Regions from separate parts of the Homo sapiens genome. Here region 1 is linked to region 2. The links are chromatin contacts, found by Hi-C or POLR2A ChIA-PET in ENCODE. All regions are on one chromosome and are shown on one strand. Each heading gives the region's core, a stretch centred on a gene start or an enhancer-like site at or near the end of the contact. The rest is flanking DNA. Distances are from core to core; before and after follow the strand shown.

What was found. A loop is a pair of places that touch in the nucleus more often than their neighbours do. ChIA-PET counts read pairs that join two places held with the same protein, here RNA polymerase II (POLR2A). Pooled maps may share reads with other maps.
Region 1: a loop to region 2 is called in a pooled map, with 4 times the contacts of the local background. The contact joins the promoter of C2CD2L here to the promoter of CEP164 in region 2. A Hi-C loop is called at or near these places in 5 of 50 pooled maps. POLR2A ChIA-PET finds 5 or more read pairs at or near these places in 2 of 52 experiments (HEK293T and naive thymus-derived CD4-positive, alpha-beta T cell).

The regions. Positions count from the first base shown.
Region 1 is chr11:119,103,211-119,110,484 of GRCh38, reverse strand. C2CD2L (C2CD2 like) reads right to left here and starts at 3,141. Exons shown (of 14, transcript NM_001290474.2): 1 at 2,390-3,141; 2 at 286-381. The coding sequence starts at 2,743. RefSeq lists silencers at 2,507-2,786, 2,857-3,306.
Region 2 is chr11:117,326,066-117,333,404 of GRCh38, reverse strand. It overlaps CEP164 (centrosomal protein 164), which reads right to left and starts at 5,551. Exons shown (of 33, transcript NM_014956.5): 1 at 5,501-5,551. RefSeq lists a silencer at 5,234-5,483.

The DNA of each region.
Region 1 (7,274 bases), core at 1,892-4,391, 1.8 Mb before region 2:
GACCCCTCCCCACTTCCGTTTTCCTAAGGACTTCATGTTTTCAGGATCATAAATCCCTAAAAGAATCAGATAAATGCCAAAGACTCCTCTCCCCAGAAAAATGCATATAAACACACATCCAACATTTTGCACATAACTTCAATGGGATTCTCAGACTTCCTGAAACCAATCCTTAGATCCATAAGGCATTCACAGACTCCAGGTTAAGAACCTCTGGACTAAAGGGAGCCCTTGGGGTCAGTCCTTCTTGGACCCCAAAGAGGGCAGTGCCCATCAGACCCTTACCATGGTATGCTCAGATTGGTCTACGCAGGTCACATGACTGATGCTGGCTCTGGGTGGGAGTTGGGGCACCTCCTCAAAGGCGATTTGGATGGAGCTCTGAGGGAGTAATGTGGGCATTGGATCAGGTCTCTGGAGCTGCCCCCCACAGGGTTGGCCTGCTCAGTTGCTGGCTGGACTCTGCCACTGCGGAGGCCTCAGCTGCAGGCTGGCTTCTGGCCCCTCCTTGGCTCAGGGCTTTAAGACAGGAGGTAGTCCCCTCAAGGCCTGCCTCTCCAGGGGCCTGTAGCTGCTAGGAGCCACTGAGCAATGGGGAGGTAGTCCACCTCAGAGACTAGATCACCTTAAGCTGAAGACCCTGGCTTCCTCCTGGAATACCAAGAGCTTCCTTCTTCTTCTCCCTGCAATCCCTTTCATCCCCTACCCTACCCCCTAAAAAAACAAATAACAAACAAACAAAAAATCCTACATAGAAAAAAGTTAAGGTGCTGGTTGCCACCTATATATAATAGCTGGGCAGAGGGAAAGGGCTAAGCCCCGGTAAAGGTGGTAGAGCCACCTTGTTCAAGATAAGAGCTGCAGAAATGAAGCTAAGCCTTCTTCCAAATAAATAAGATGTGGAGGCTTCAAGAGTATGATGCTTCATATTCTTGGAGATGAAGATGAGCATGGCCTTGGGGATCCGTACCAGGGGGACTGGGAAGAGATACAAGCTCAGAGGACCCAAGAGTCCAGGGGCCTGGCTAATTCCTCAAGGCAGATAGCAGGACGGTATTAGAGAGCAGAAAGCTGCTTAGATCTCAAAAGAGCTGCTCCCTAATTCGTCCACAGTAATGGAAGCAACCTACCGCAGCCCCACCTGGAGAGCAGTGCGGACACAGAATTGAGGAAGGGGCACAGAATTGGCTGGCAACTCTTCCTTGGGTCTTGAGATGGAGGAAACAAATCCATAGGGTTCATTTGCTTGGCAAACCAGGGGAAGCCAACTCCTTTGCTCTGGTAGCTGTCTCATTCAAAGGCTAGGCCAAGGAAGATGGGGAGATGGATGCTTGAAACCTCAATCTCCCCACCCTCTGCAAGGGAGGCCAATGTCCAGTTGAGTCAGCTATCCTGGGGAGTTGCTTCTGACCGAGGGACAAGGTACAGGGAGAGTTGGATGAAGAGGTGGGTTCAAGGTGTAAACTGACAGATGCCATCTGGCTTTTAGCCAGCCAGCTGGACAGAGTAAATAGAGCAATTTCTTGTGGACATTTCTGTTTCCGGCATCTGGGGAACTAGTAAGGTAAAGCCTCCAAACTCATAGTGGCTGGAAATAGAGAACCCTCTGAGCAAGGAGCTGATGGACTGTGAGAGCAAGGAGAGATTGCTGGGTCAGGATGGGAGGGAGCTCCAGAAAAGAGAGACTTCTACCTCCCACCTTATCTCCATCTCATGACCACGCTTCCTGCCCCACTTCCTGGGAGGCCAGATGCCCATGGTGCAATGGGAGGAAGTAGGCTGGACTGGTTTGTGACTGACCCTCAAGGGGCAGTTCCAAGCTCATCTACTGGTAGGGGCACTGTCAATCTGCTCTCCACCTGAACACTCCCCAACCCCCAGTGAACCACAGGCCAGCATGGAGGAGAAGGATGTGTTTGACTGTAGCAGTGAAATTACTGTCGGGTAGGGGGGTGATTCAGGCTCCTTGGGGATCTGCCTGACCACACCAGGGATTTGGGGCATGAAATGTTAAATGGGTGTGGTGGCATGAGAAGCAGGCAAATTCCTTCTGCAGGTGCACCTGTCTCCCATGCCCCAACACAACCAGCACCCAGGCAAGGCGGAAGTGCCCTCAGGCACAGGGATTAGCGTTGCTATGAGAACAGCAACTTGTGCATGGGTTTGGAACCAGAGTACCTTGCCCACAGAAATGGAAGTCTGGGGACCCAGTTGGATTTCTACAACCTCCAGCCTTAGCGGCACCCTTTTCTCTGATCCGGGAGGGGAAGAGAAGCCATAGGGTTCCCCAGTTTATGCCCACCCTCGTCTGGCCTCCTAGCACGAGCAGTCAGTCCCTCCCCTGGAAGGAAAGGCTGAAGGGACCACCCAAGCGCTTGGTCCAACTCACCCCGTTTCTGCAGGCCTGCTCGTTCAGCGCTCGCACCCAAGCCCGCTGCCAGTTCTCCCGGAAAGACTTGAAGGCGAAGAGTGACGCCAGGAGGCCCCGGACTCCTGGCTCCTCGGCGGCGCCAGCCCGAGTCGCCCGCAGCCGCAGCAGCGAGCGCCACACGCCCAGCTCCCGCAGGGAACCCGCGGGTTCCCCGGCTAAGGCGGGTCCCGGGCCCCGGTCCCCGCGGGCCCGCGCCAGCCACAAGCCCCGGGCATATTGCAGCAGCCAGGCGAACACCGTGAGCAGCGAGGCGGCGAAGAGGATCAGCAAGGCCGCCCAGCCCACGTCCCGCTGCCCCCAGCCCGGATCCATGCTCCGCGCGGGCTCCGATCCCGGTCCCGGCTGGGGCTCACCCGCTGCCCCGGGGGAGCATGGCCCGGGCGGGCCGCGGGGAGGAGGTGGGCTCCCCCGGGGCTGGGCGCGCGGGGTCGGGGGCTCTCCGCGGCTGAGTGCCCAGGACTAGTGGGTGCCACAGGGCGAGGAGAGGAGGTCCTCGGGGGTCGCGATGCCGGGGTCTCTGTCTCCGTGGTCCGGGTCTCTCCTAGCTTGGTCAGCAGTCGGACCCGTTAGTCGCCGGCCAGTGCCCGACTCCTCCCACCGCGCGGGCCCCGCCGGACCCTGGAGGGGACTGGTCTGCAGAGACGCTGGGGCTCGCGGGCCGGCACCGGCTCCGGGAGGGCTGCGTGCGCAGAGCTGACACTGACAACACCGCCGGCGCCCCGCCCCCACCCGCCCTTAAAGGAGCCGCACCCGCGCCGGGCGGGGCCAGGACAGCCTGGCGCTCCCTCGCTGGAGGAGGGCGGGAGGGCTAGCAGCGAGCGGAGGAGGTTCCGGGGTTGAAAATAGGCGGGATCTTTGATCACCTCGCCCCATCTTGCAATCGCGGTGCTCCCACACTCAGCTCAAGGCAAGAGTAACTTCACTTACCTAAGATGCTGCCTTTGCTTTCCCCTATGCTTGTTAGATTTCCACAGGTCGGACGCCTGTGAGGTTAAGAAGGAGGTGACCCCTGTGGAAATCACCGCCCCCTTCTCCCAACACCCCCAGACTCAGCGACTTCTAGCTTCCCATTTCCTGGGGGAAGCTAGGCCCAGGGTAAGGAGACGCAGAGCGTCCCTCCCAGATAGAAGTGTCTGGCAGAGGTCCAGCTGATGTCAACAGAGAGAAAGCAGAACCTGAAGCTGGGAGAGGTTGAGAGTAGAACACCGAATTTGAATTCCCCCCACCATCATCACCCTCCTTCCTCTTGGAGCTTGGACCCAGAAACAGCCCCATTAACCTCCTTGCTCGTGTAGGTTTGTTCTGGAGATTCCCAAGCCCAGGCTGTGTGTCTGTTTTTAAAAATAATGTATTTCCATAGTAACAGCTCCTGCCTATGGAGCACGTGTAGAGGGGGTGGTAATGACAAGGGAGCTGGCAATGTAGCACTGGACTATCAATAGATTCAGCCACAAGACCTTGCCACTCTAAGTATGTGATATCCCAACAAGCTCCCAAGAAATGGTGCTGTAGGTACACTGCCCAACCTCTGGCCTCAGAAGCCATCTTTTCCTAGACTCAAGGAGTTGATTCAACCTCTACAGGACTGGGGCTCATCAATGCTTGCTGAGGACAGGGGAAGGAAATACCTGCAAAAGGATTCAAAGGAATCCTGGGGGAATTCACATTCTCCCAAGAGCCCCTTCTTCATACATGTGGGAAGGTCTTTGGCACACAGTCCCTTTCTTAAAGAGGTAGGATGGAAAGGTGTTAAGTATCTTTCTCCCAAACCCAAGTAGTTGTCTGAGGAATGAGCACATGAGAATAAGAGAATAAACAATGCCTTCTGAAGTGTGGGATGGCAGGGCTAGACAGAAACTGACAGGTCAGCAACAGGTTTGTCTGAGCCAGAGGAGGTGGTGGGGTAGCCTGGGCCTCCCTAGATTTCCCTGTAAGGAATGATGGGGAGAGGTGGGGGTGAATGAGGTAACCTCCTGTGGCCCTGCCCATGCATTGTCACTGGACTGCCAAATCAGTGGAGATTCCTAGAGTCTGGGTTTCTAATCTCAAAGGGAGGAGAAGACATGAAATCAAGGGAGGAGAGAACTCAGGGCCAGAACCAGGGATGCAGGAGGAAGCTGTCAGTGGGAAGAGCAGCTAGGGTTTAGGGGAGCAGGTTATGCAGGAAGTTGTCCAGGTAGAAGCTTTCCCTATGAAGACCCTCTTCCCCCAAGAATCCTTCAGGAACCCTCAGACCCCCTAGTGATCTCCATTCTCTGACTTCTTTGATTTATTCCCTCAACTTCTCCACTGAGTGCTTGGTCCTATGCTGCCAGATACTGCTTCACAATTCAGTATCTGAACTGTGAGTCTACCTAGTTACATGAGTCTCCCTAGTTAGTCCTCCCTCTTTTTTTTTTTTTTTTTCTCTTTTCTTGAGACAGAAAGTCACTGTTGCCCAGGCTGGGGTGCAGTAGCGAGATCTTGGCTCACTGCAACCTCCACCTCCCAGGTTTGAGTGATTCTCCTGCCTCAGCCTACCAAGTAGTTGGGACTATAGGCATGCGCCATCATGCCTGGCTAATTTTTGTTATTTTTAGTAGAGACAGGGTTTCACCATGTTGGCCAGGCTGATCTCGAACTCCTGACCTCAGGTGATCCTCCCGCCTCGGCCTCCCAAAGTGCTGGGATTACAGGTGAGAGCCACTGTGCCCAGCCTAGTCCTCCTTCTTTCTTCCATTACTTAGACCTCTAGCACTTACATTCTGCCTTAGAGTCTAGCTGATTGTTTATATGTCTGCTTTTTCCATGCATCAGGAAGCTGCCTAGGGGTGGGAACCATGTCTTAGTCATCTCTTTTCCCTCAAATTCAACCAAGATGCTCCAAATATGCTGAAGTAGACTCCCTGGGGGCAAGCAACTGCAATTATATTAGTTTGTATCCTCCACAGTACTGAAGAGCTTCCTATGCACATAGTAGGGATTAACAAACTTTGTAATTTTAAGAAGTCTAACAGAAAATACTCAAGTATGCTTTGAGAATTTCTATGCCATTTCTGTCTTTTGAAATATCATTCATGCCATACCAGTGGAATGGGAAATCCTGGGGCTTGCTTTTAATTAACAACTTTTTTCTAGACTAAGAGGGGAGAGGTGGGAGGAAAAGGAAAAAGAGTGATTCAGCTGACTGGACAGAGCCACAGATAGAGTCCTGCAAGTATCACAGCCCCAGACTATCCAGAGGGGTCTCATTGTCTTTGTGGCACTATGAAACATTTTTGGGACAGGCTTTGTCTAGCAATCACATTCAGTGGATTGGCCTTGCTCATTGGGAGCCACTCAAGGCTACTTAGAAGAGGTGTGCATCTCAAACACTGTCTGCTCAGTCCAGGGCCACTGACAAGTCAACTGGTCTGTGAATCCTAGGGCCGGCTTCAGCATTCAGGAAAACGCTTTGAACTTTTACCAGGGAAGGCACACAATTTCAAGTGAAGCCAAAAGTCATGTGTTTGTTTCTCCTTCTGATTAGTCTGATCATCAACTGGGACTTTATCATCATGGGAACAAAAATACTCAGATTATCTGACAAGTATCTTAGTAACCATTTTCTGATAGTAACATGTATATGTGGATGATGAATCCTTAGTCTCTCTTGTCTTTGATTACATCCTTCCACCCTCCCCAGGAGGGTGGTGGTAGGGAGGGCTAATGATCTCTGGAGAAGAAAGAGATAAAGCTTCCCAATACCAGGCTGGGAAGGAAGATTTATTAGGATTGGCCTCCTAATAAAAAAGGAAATAGATACAGACTGGCTCTCAGACCTCCAGGGAGTCTCAGTATACTCGTCATCAACAAGATAACTGAATGCTGCCTCCTCTGGGATCCCACAAGCTCCTCCTTTCCACCAGCTTCTGGTGTCTCACTGTCGCTGCCTGTGAAAGGTCCTTCTACTCTTATAATCTACTGAAATGATACTTCTCTTCCTCAAGACCACTTACTCTGGTCACAACTAATTGCTCCCTCCATATGCACCTATTGCCCTCAGTCCTCCTTTCAGCCTCAGCCTCATTATGTGTGATGATGCCTTCCTTGTACACAGATGTCTGTGTTCCTAGCCCCATGGGGACACCCTGTGGAAGAGAAAACACTTGCCTCCCGGGAGTTTCTAGTTTAAAAGGGGCACACGTGCATACACACAACACACACAGAAAAATAATAGCAGTGGGATAAGTACTGAAAATCTGGTGGAATACTAGCAAGTAAATTACGAAAATTTATGTATTTTATACATATCTGGGTTTTTGTTGTTGTTAATTAGAGCCATTTTCAAGTAGAAAAGCCATTTCACATCTGATTTAGTTTGTTTGTTTGTTTGTTTTGAGACAGTTTCCCCTCTGTTGCCCAGGCTGGGATGCAGTGGCATGATCGCGGCTCACTGCAACCTCCTCATCCCAGGTTCAAGCGATCCTCCTGCCTCAGCCTCCTGAGTAGCTGAGATTACAGGCATGTGCCACCACACCCGGCTAATTTTTGTATTTTCAGTAGAGACGGGGTTTCACCGTGTTGGCCAGGCTGGTCTCGAACTCCTGACCTCAAGTGAGCCACCCACCTTCGCCTACCAAAGTGCTGGGATTACAGACGTTAGCCACTGCGCCCGGCCTCACATCTGATTTTGAGGGAAAGAAGAAACTATCTTCGGCTTAAAAACGGTCAACATGACCCTGACTCCTGGAACATGCCATAGAGGGAAGAGTGGACAAAGCGCTAGGCTATTGGAGTCCTTTCCCTAACTCACTGGTGGTGACTTCCTCTCTGACAAATGGAAATCATTTGCCGCCTAAGAGCCTGTCGGGGAATGAAAGGT
Region 2 (7,339 bases), core at 4,302-6,801:
GGTAGAAAACCATGAGCTAGGCTAGGTAAGAGGCAATGGTAACCTGAGTTGGAGTGGTAACAGAGGATGAGAAGTCTAAGAATGCAGCCCTTGGGCCAAGCACTGTGGCTCACACCTGTAATAACAGGGCTTTGGGAGGCTAAAGCAGGAGGATCACTTGAAGCCAGGAGTTTGAGACTAGCTGGGTCAACATAGTGAGACCGTCTCTACAAAAAATTAAAAATATCAGCCATGCATGGTGACACACACCTGTAGTCCCAGCTACTTGGGGGGCTCAGGTGGGAGGATCCCTTGAGCCCAGGAGTTCAAGGCTACAGTGAGCTATGATAACACCACTGCACTCCAGCCTGGGTGACAGGGCAAGACCTGTCTCTAAAATAAATCAATAAATGAGAATGCAGCCCTTAGATCTGCCATGGCAAACAAATAGGACATGTCCTACTATTTTCCTCCAGGCCTAAAACTGTGAAGGACATCACTAGTCAATTATGGCACCCTAGACATGGCCTCAGAACCCTCAACATTGTTCACTACGTAGCAGTTACCAATAGATGAGATGAAATCCAGTGAGATCTACTTGCTGCCTAGCCTGAGACCTTCTGTGAGCCAGAGTTAGGAGGGGTCACCCAACTGCACTCATGCATCTCCTACCAATCTCAGAATCAGGCAAAAAAGGAGTGGCTCACACGTTTCCTCCAGGAAGCCTTCCCAGCCAATTTTATCCTCTCCTGTCAACCCAGAACCACCTTAGCACTGAGCTCATAATTTTCATGTGTTCCCAGACAGATTTCTCTCAATATTATTATTTTTTCTTTCTTTCTTTTTGAGACAGAGGAGTTTCGCTCTTGTTGCCCAGGCTGGAGTGCAATGGTGCGATCTCGGCTCACTGCAACCTCCGCCTCCTGGGTTCAAGCGATTCTCCTGCCTCAGCCTCCTGAGTAGCTGGGATTACAGGTATGTGCCACCACGCCTGGCTAATTCTGTATTTTTTTAGTGGAGATGCAGTTTCTCCATGTTGGTCAGGCTGGTCTCGACCTCCTATCCTCAGGTGATCCACCCGCCTCGGCCTCCCAAAGTGCTGGGATTACAGGCGTGAGCCACCGTGCCTGGCCAATATTACTTTTTTTATGAAAATGTGTCTTCTTACCTCTCCTGTTAAACCACAAACTTCTGAGGGCCATGTCTCCTCCTCTGGAATTTTCCAACAAAGCCTAAAATAAGCCTATGTAAGCTGTCGGAGCTCAGTTACTGCTGTAACTGCTAATATAAAACCAAGGAATAGGCCGGGTGTTGTGGCTCACACCGGTAATCCCAATACTATGGGGGACCAAGGCCTAGGATCACTTGAGCCTAGAAGCTCAAGACCAGCCTGAGCAATATAGTAAGACCCTGTCTCCACAAATATATATATATATATATATATTAGCCAGGCATGGTGGCGTGCACCTGTGGTCCCAGCTACTCGGAAGGCTGAGGCAGGAGCTATGTGATCAGATGGAAAGGAAGACAGAGTTACATAAAGAGTGTAAAGTGGGGAGGCAGAGGTGGGAGGATCACTTGAGACCAGGAGTTCGAGGCTGCAGTGAGCTATGATTGTACCACCATACTCCAGCCTGGGCAACAGAGTGAGACCCTATCTGAAAAAAAAAAAAAATACACCAGCAATCTCAGAAGCTAGGAAGACCCGCAGTAGTTTTGGTCCACCTTCCTTCCCATGCCAAAATTTTCCTCTCTGTGCTTCCAGTGACAGGCGGCATAGTGGTCAAAGTACCAGCTTTGGAGACAGAAGACCTGGATTCAAATCCCAGCTCTCTCACTTAGCAGCTGTATGACCTTAGGCAAGGTGCTTCACCTCTCTCAGCCTCAATAACTGCATGTGTATAATTAAAACAATCTTAACAAAAATCAAAAAGCCTGAAAGTAAAATGAAACAACACTTATAAAGTGCCTAGCACAGTCCCTGTATACAGAAAAGTTACACAAATTTAGCTAGTATTACAGATTCTATTTTCAATTCCATAGTTAGATAATTCTTAACTATTAGAAGGTCTAATAGTAAGCCAATAATCAGGTTCTAAAAAAATGTTCCCTGGTATCTCAAGTCTGCCTTCTGCTCATCTGGGGACACCCTAGGATTCTCTAGCTAAGGTAGGCTAAGTATTCCCAGTTCTCTTCCATTCAGTACATATCGTTTCCCAGTCCTTCAATATTGTGGCTACCTTGCCCTGTACTTTGTCAGCATAGCTAGAGTTTTGCACATCTGCACACTAACAGAGAATATACACTCACAGACATAATGAGGGTTCTCTGTATATTTATTTCTTCCACCCTGCTCCAACAATTACAAAGAAGGTTGACCACAGAAAAGATTGACTGGAGAAGGTAAAGGGGAGAAGGTGGAAGATGTCAGAGTTGATTACGCAGTGGTAATGAGCAAAAGCTTTGGAACATTCTTGGCTTTCAATCCCAGCTCTGCCTCTTACTAGCTGGACAGCCTCAGTTTTCTCATCTATAAAATGAGAGTACTAACAATATCCATCACAATGTGTTGTGAGGCTTATATGATTCAATACATGTAAAGTGCTTAAAATATACTAAGGTCTCAATAAATGTTAGACATTACATTATTATGACTGCTATTCACCTATTTAAAAGGGTTTATTCTACCTTGCTCCAAAGGACATATCCAGCACCAGGCAATATAAGTTAAGGCCATTCAGACATTAAGTAATCACTTTTTCTTTGCTTTTTTTTTGAGACAGAGTATCATTCTTGTCACCCAGGCTGGGGTGCAATGGCACGATCTCTGCTCACTGCAGCCTCTGCCTCCCAGGTTCAAATGATGCTCCTGCCTCAGCCTCACGAGTAGCTAGGATTACAGGCGCCTGCCACCACGCCCGGCTAATTTTTGTATTTTTAGTAGAGATGGGGTTTCACCATGTTGGCCAAGTCTCGAACTCCTGACCTCAGGTGATCCGCCCGCCTTGGCCTCCCAAAGTGCTGAGATTACAGGCGTGAGTCACCGCGCCAAGTAATCACTTACTGAACACCCACCATGGGCCAGACATTGTGCGACGTGTTAGGGCTACAAACCTGATTACACATGGCCCTGAACTTGAGCTCAGCCTACCTGGAAAGCCAAACACGTAAACACATGACTACAAAATGTGTTACATGAATTAAAGGAAGTAACATAATATATAACAGAACACAAAGGTAAGGGCAAATAATCTTAGGAAGATCAGGGAAAGCCTCACAGAGGACAATTGAGATAGTTCTTGAAGGATAAGCAGGTGATCCCCAGGATAAGCGGAGTAAGGGAATTCACGGCAGAGGAACAACATGCACAAAGGCAAAAAAGAAGAAAATCATAAGGTGGGTGCAAAGAATTAATTATGACAACAAAAGCTTATAGCCACTGAACACTTCCTATGTTACAGGAACTGTACTGAGTGCTCTATATACATCATCTCACTTCATCCACTCAGCAAAATAGAATTATCTTCACTTTTCAAATAAGGAAACTGAGGCTTAGCAAAGTTAAAAAAAAAAAAAAAAAAAAAAAGGCCAGGCGCAGTGGCTCACGCCTGTAATCCCAGCACTTTGGGAGGCGGAGGTGGGCGGATAATGAGGTCAGGAGATCCTGACCAGCCTGGCCAACATGGTGAAACCCCGTCTCTACCAAAATACAAAAAATTAGCCAGGAGTTGTGGTGCCCACCTGTAGTCCCAGCTACTCGGGAAGCTGAGGCAGGAGAATCGCTTGAACCCAGGAGACTGAGACTGCAGTGAGCCAAGATCGCACCACTGCACTCCAGCCTGGGCGACAGAGCAAGACTCTATTTCAAAACAAACAAACAAACAAACAAACTTGCCCAAGGTGTCACAGCTAATAAACGGTAGAGCAGAATATGTAAGTATCCATGTCTGACTCCAAAGCCCAAACTCTTAACCATTCTGACATGACCAGAGTGCAAGGGACAGTGGGAGGAGTGGCAAGACAGAGCTCTAGAATGAAAGGCAAGAGCATATTATAAAGGGCCTGGAAGAACAGAGGCTCTATCCTGTAAATGATGAGGGGCCATCACAGGATTTCACAAAGGAGACTGGCATGACCAGATCTGTAGGTCAGATAGACGATTCTAGCCAAGAATAGTGGTGCATGCCTGTAGTCCCGTCTACTAAGGAGACTGAGGTGGGAGGATGGCTTGAGGGCAAGAGTTCGAGGCTGCAGTGTACTAGGGTCACACCGGTGAATACCAACTGCACTCCAGCCTGGGCAACATACCAAGACCCTGTCTCTAAAATAAATAAATGATTCTGACAGCTGCATAAGAACTAATTACAGGAGGACAAGAACTGAGGCAGAGAGACCACTTAGGAAGTTATCCTGAAAGCACAAGCAAGAAATTATGAACTAAGTCAGTGTCTGTGAGGATGGAAAGGAAGCGCCAGATTCTAGGGGAATTAAGAGGCAGAATACAGGACTTGAACTTCGGGAGAGAGGAGGGAAATCAGAGCACTAAAGCCAGAACACTGTGACTATCATTTCTAGATGTGTTCATTTCTATGCCTCGTCCAATAGGCAGCCCCACCTACTACACTGCCTAGAAGACAGGGCATGTCCGACAAATGTTTGCTGTATTTATTAGATGAATAAATTAAAGGGACAGACTTGGCTGAGTGAATGGTGAAGCCCTTCATTGAGATAAAAAAATACAAGAGGAGAAACAGATCGGAGGGACCGGGGAAGGCTGACGATGACAGTAAGCAGGTCTGAGCTCAGGAAAGAGGTCTGGCTGGAGTAGTTTGGCGAGTCAACGCTGAAAAGCTGATAACGCAAGAGATGGAGTGCGCCGAGTAGAAGGGAGCTTTCTACTGCCAAGGACTGAGTTAGGAGAACGGACAGGGAGTCGCTGAAGCCAAGTGAGGAGAGCGGTGCCAGAGGTAGAGGGACATTTTTAAATCCAATGCAAGAAAAGGAAAAAACAAAAAAGCTTTCCAACTTTCCCAGCTGGCCAAAGATGGCATAAGATTGGGCTAGCCCCGGATTTGGACCCGGGGGGAAGCCTGCCACAGAAGTATCCCAGCAAGCTTCGGAAGGCCTGGCCTCACTCGCCAACGATGAACAGAGCAAGCAAACCAGGGCCCCGTGCCCAGTGCCCCTCTCCCGCGTCCCGACCCGCTGCTCACTCACCCGCCAGACCCCCAGCCCGGGCCCGGTGGCCCGCTCAGGAGCCGGCGAGATTTCAAACGGAGGAACTGTCGCCTGGCAGTCCGATTTTCACTTCTTCCCTCAGTCCCCGCCCACACTCGAGCGCATCACGCTCGTTGGCTCGAGAGCGTGCCTCGGGTCCCCCGCCACGCTCGCTCCCTTCCCCGCCGCCCAACCCCTCCCTCGATGAGGTCCTCAACTATCCCCCACCCCGGAAGGCTCCGGGCGAGGCTCCGGGCGAGGCTCTGGGCGAGGCGCAGCTCCCCCAACGCCACCCAACACCCACCCGCTCCCCCAGCTTCCAGGGACGCCGGGGTGTTGCCCTGCAGCGCGCAACAAACACTTCCGGAAAAGGTACCGCCTAGCAACCGGGAGTCCCGCCTCCAGCAGGAGCCAATAGGTCGCCGGCTGAGAGCTGTGACAATGGATTGGCTCGAAGTCCCTTCGGTGCACGCAGGAGCTCTGTCCGTTTTCCGTTGCACGATGGGAGTGTAGTTTAAGATAGATAATGGGAATCCGCAAGAGGTTGAAAGAGTGTAGTTTAAGATAGATAATGGGAATCCGCAAGAGGTTGAAAGAGAACCTCATCGGCTGGGCGCGGTGGCTCACGCCTGTAATTCCAGCAATTTGGGAGGCCGAGGCGGGTGGGTCACCTGAGGTCAGGAGTTCGAGACCAGCCTGACCAACATGGTGAAACCCCTTCTCTACTAAAAAAAAAAAAAAAAAAAAAAGAGGACCCCGAGTTTAGACGTGAGGATTTCTGCCAGGACAGAGAAGGACTATTTAGAGTATTTATACTAATGTGAATTATCTAATTATCTAATTGATCATTTGTTAGGAGTATGATTAACATCAGGTGAATAATACAGTGGTCATCAATAATCAACCCATTGTTACTTTAATCAACAAAACAAATGTGAATGTAAGGTAATGGAGACGCGTCCACTCCCCATCTCTCCCCGCAAAAAAACTGGCTCTCCTGTGCTCCTATTAAACCAGTGAGCACCTGACCAGGAGTTAAACCTATTTTCTACTATCCATCTTTTCACCAAAGCCCAGGGTTCAGTTTGTATGTCTGCAAGATGGGGATAGTAATGTCTGTCATAACTATTTCAAAGAGTCTATTGAAGAAGAAAAAAAGTGACACAATGTGTAGCTCCTCCACACACCCTGTCGGGCAGAAAGGTTGCTACTAATATAATTCCGAAGAGTTTTAGTTTTGCTTGCACGGAGGGCAAATCTTCCTTTCTCTCATATGTCTCCAACCTCCTAGAGAAGTTAAGAGGGGCAAAGAAAGTTCTGGCCATTACATCAATAGGAAAACTGAGAAACAGACAAATACAGATGCTGCTAGTTGAGGAGGAAAATGATGAGGCCAAGCTCATAGAGCCGCTCCTGATAGGTTCTAGAGATGTAGCTGACTCAGGATAGTCCCAGTGCCACTCAGAGGCTGATTCCAGGATGAGAAACTCAGATTGTTGGAATATACAGAGCATATTCCTTGTGAAAATTATCAAAATCAAAATAGAGTCATTTGTTTTAAAACCCTGACAAATGGAGCCAGGGAAGACCATGAAGAGAGGGTTCTCACGCATGAATACCTGATAACAAAAACTATCGACCGGGCCTGGTGGCTCATATCTGTAATCCTAGCACTTTGCCAGGCACAGTGGCTCACACCTGTAATCCCAGCACTTTGGGAGGCCAAGGCGGGTGGATCACCTAAGGTCAGGAGTTCGAGACCAGCCTGGCCAATATGATGAAACCCCGTCTCTACTAAAAATACAAAAATTAGCTGGGCATGGTGGCACACGCCTGTAGTCCCAGCTGCTCAGGAGGCTGAGGCAGGAGGCTGAGGCACTTAAACCCGGGAGGTGGAGGTTGCAATGAGCCCAGATCAAGCCACTGCACTCCAGTCCAGCCTGGGTGACAGAGCAAGACTCCGTCTAAAAAAATAAATAAAATAAAAATTCCTACTTGAGCCAGGCACAGTGGCTCATGCCTGGAATCCCAGAACTTTGGGAGGCCAAGGCAGGTGGATCACCTGAGGTCAGGAGTTAAAGACCAACCTGATCAACATGGAGAAACCCCATCTCTACTAAAAAATACAAAATTAGCCAGGCAT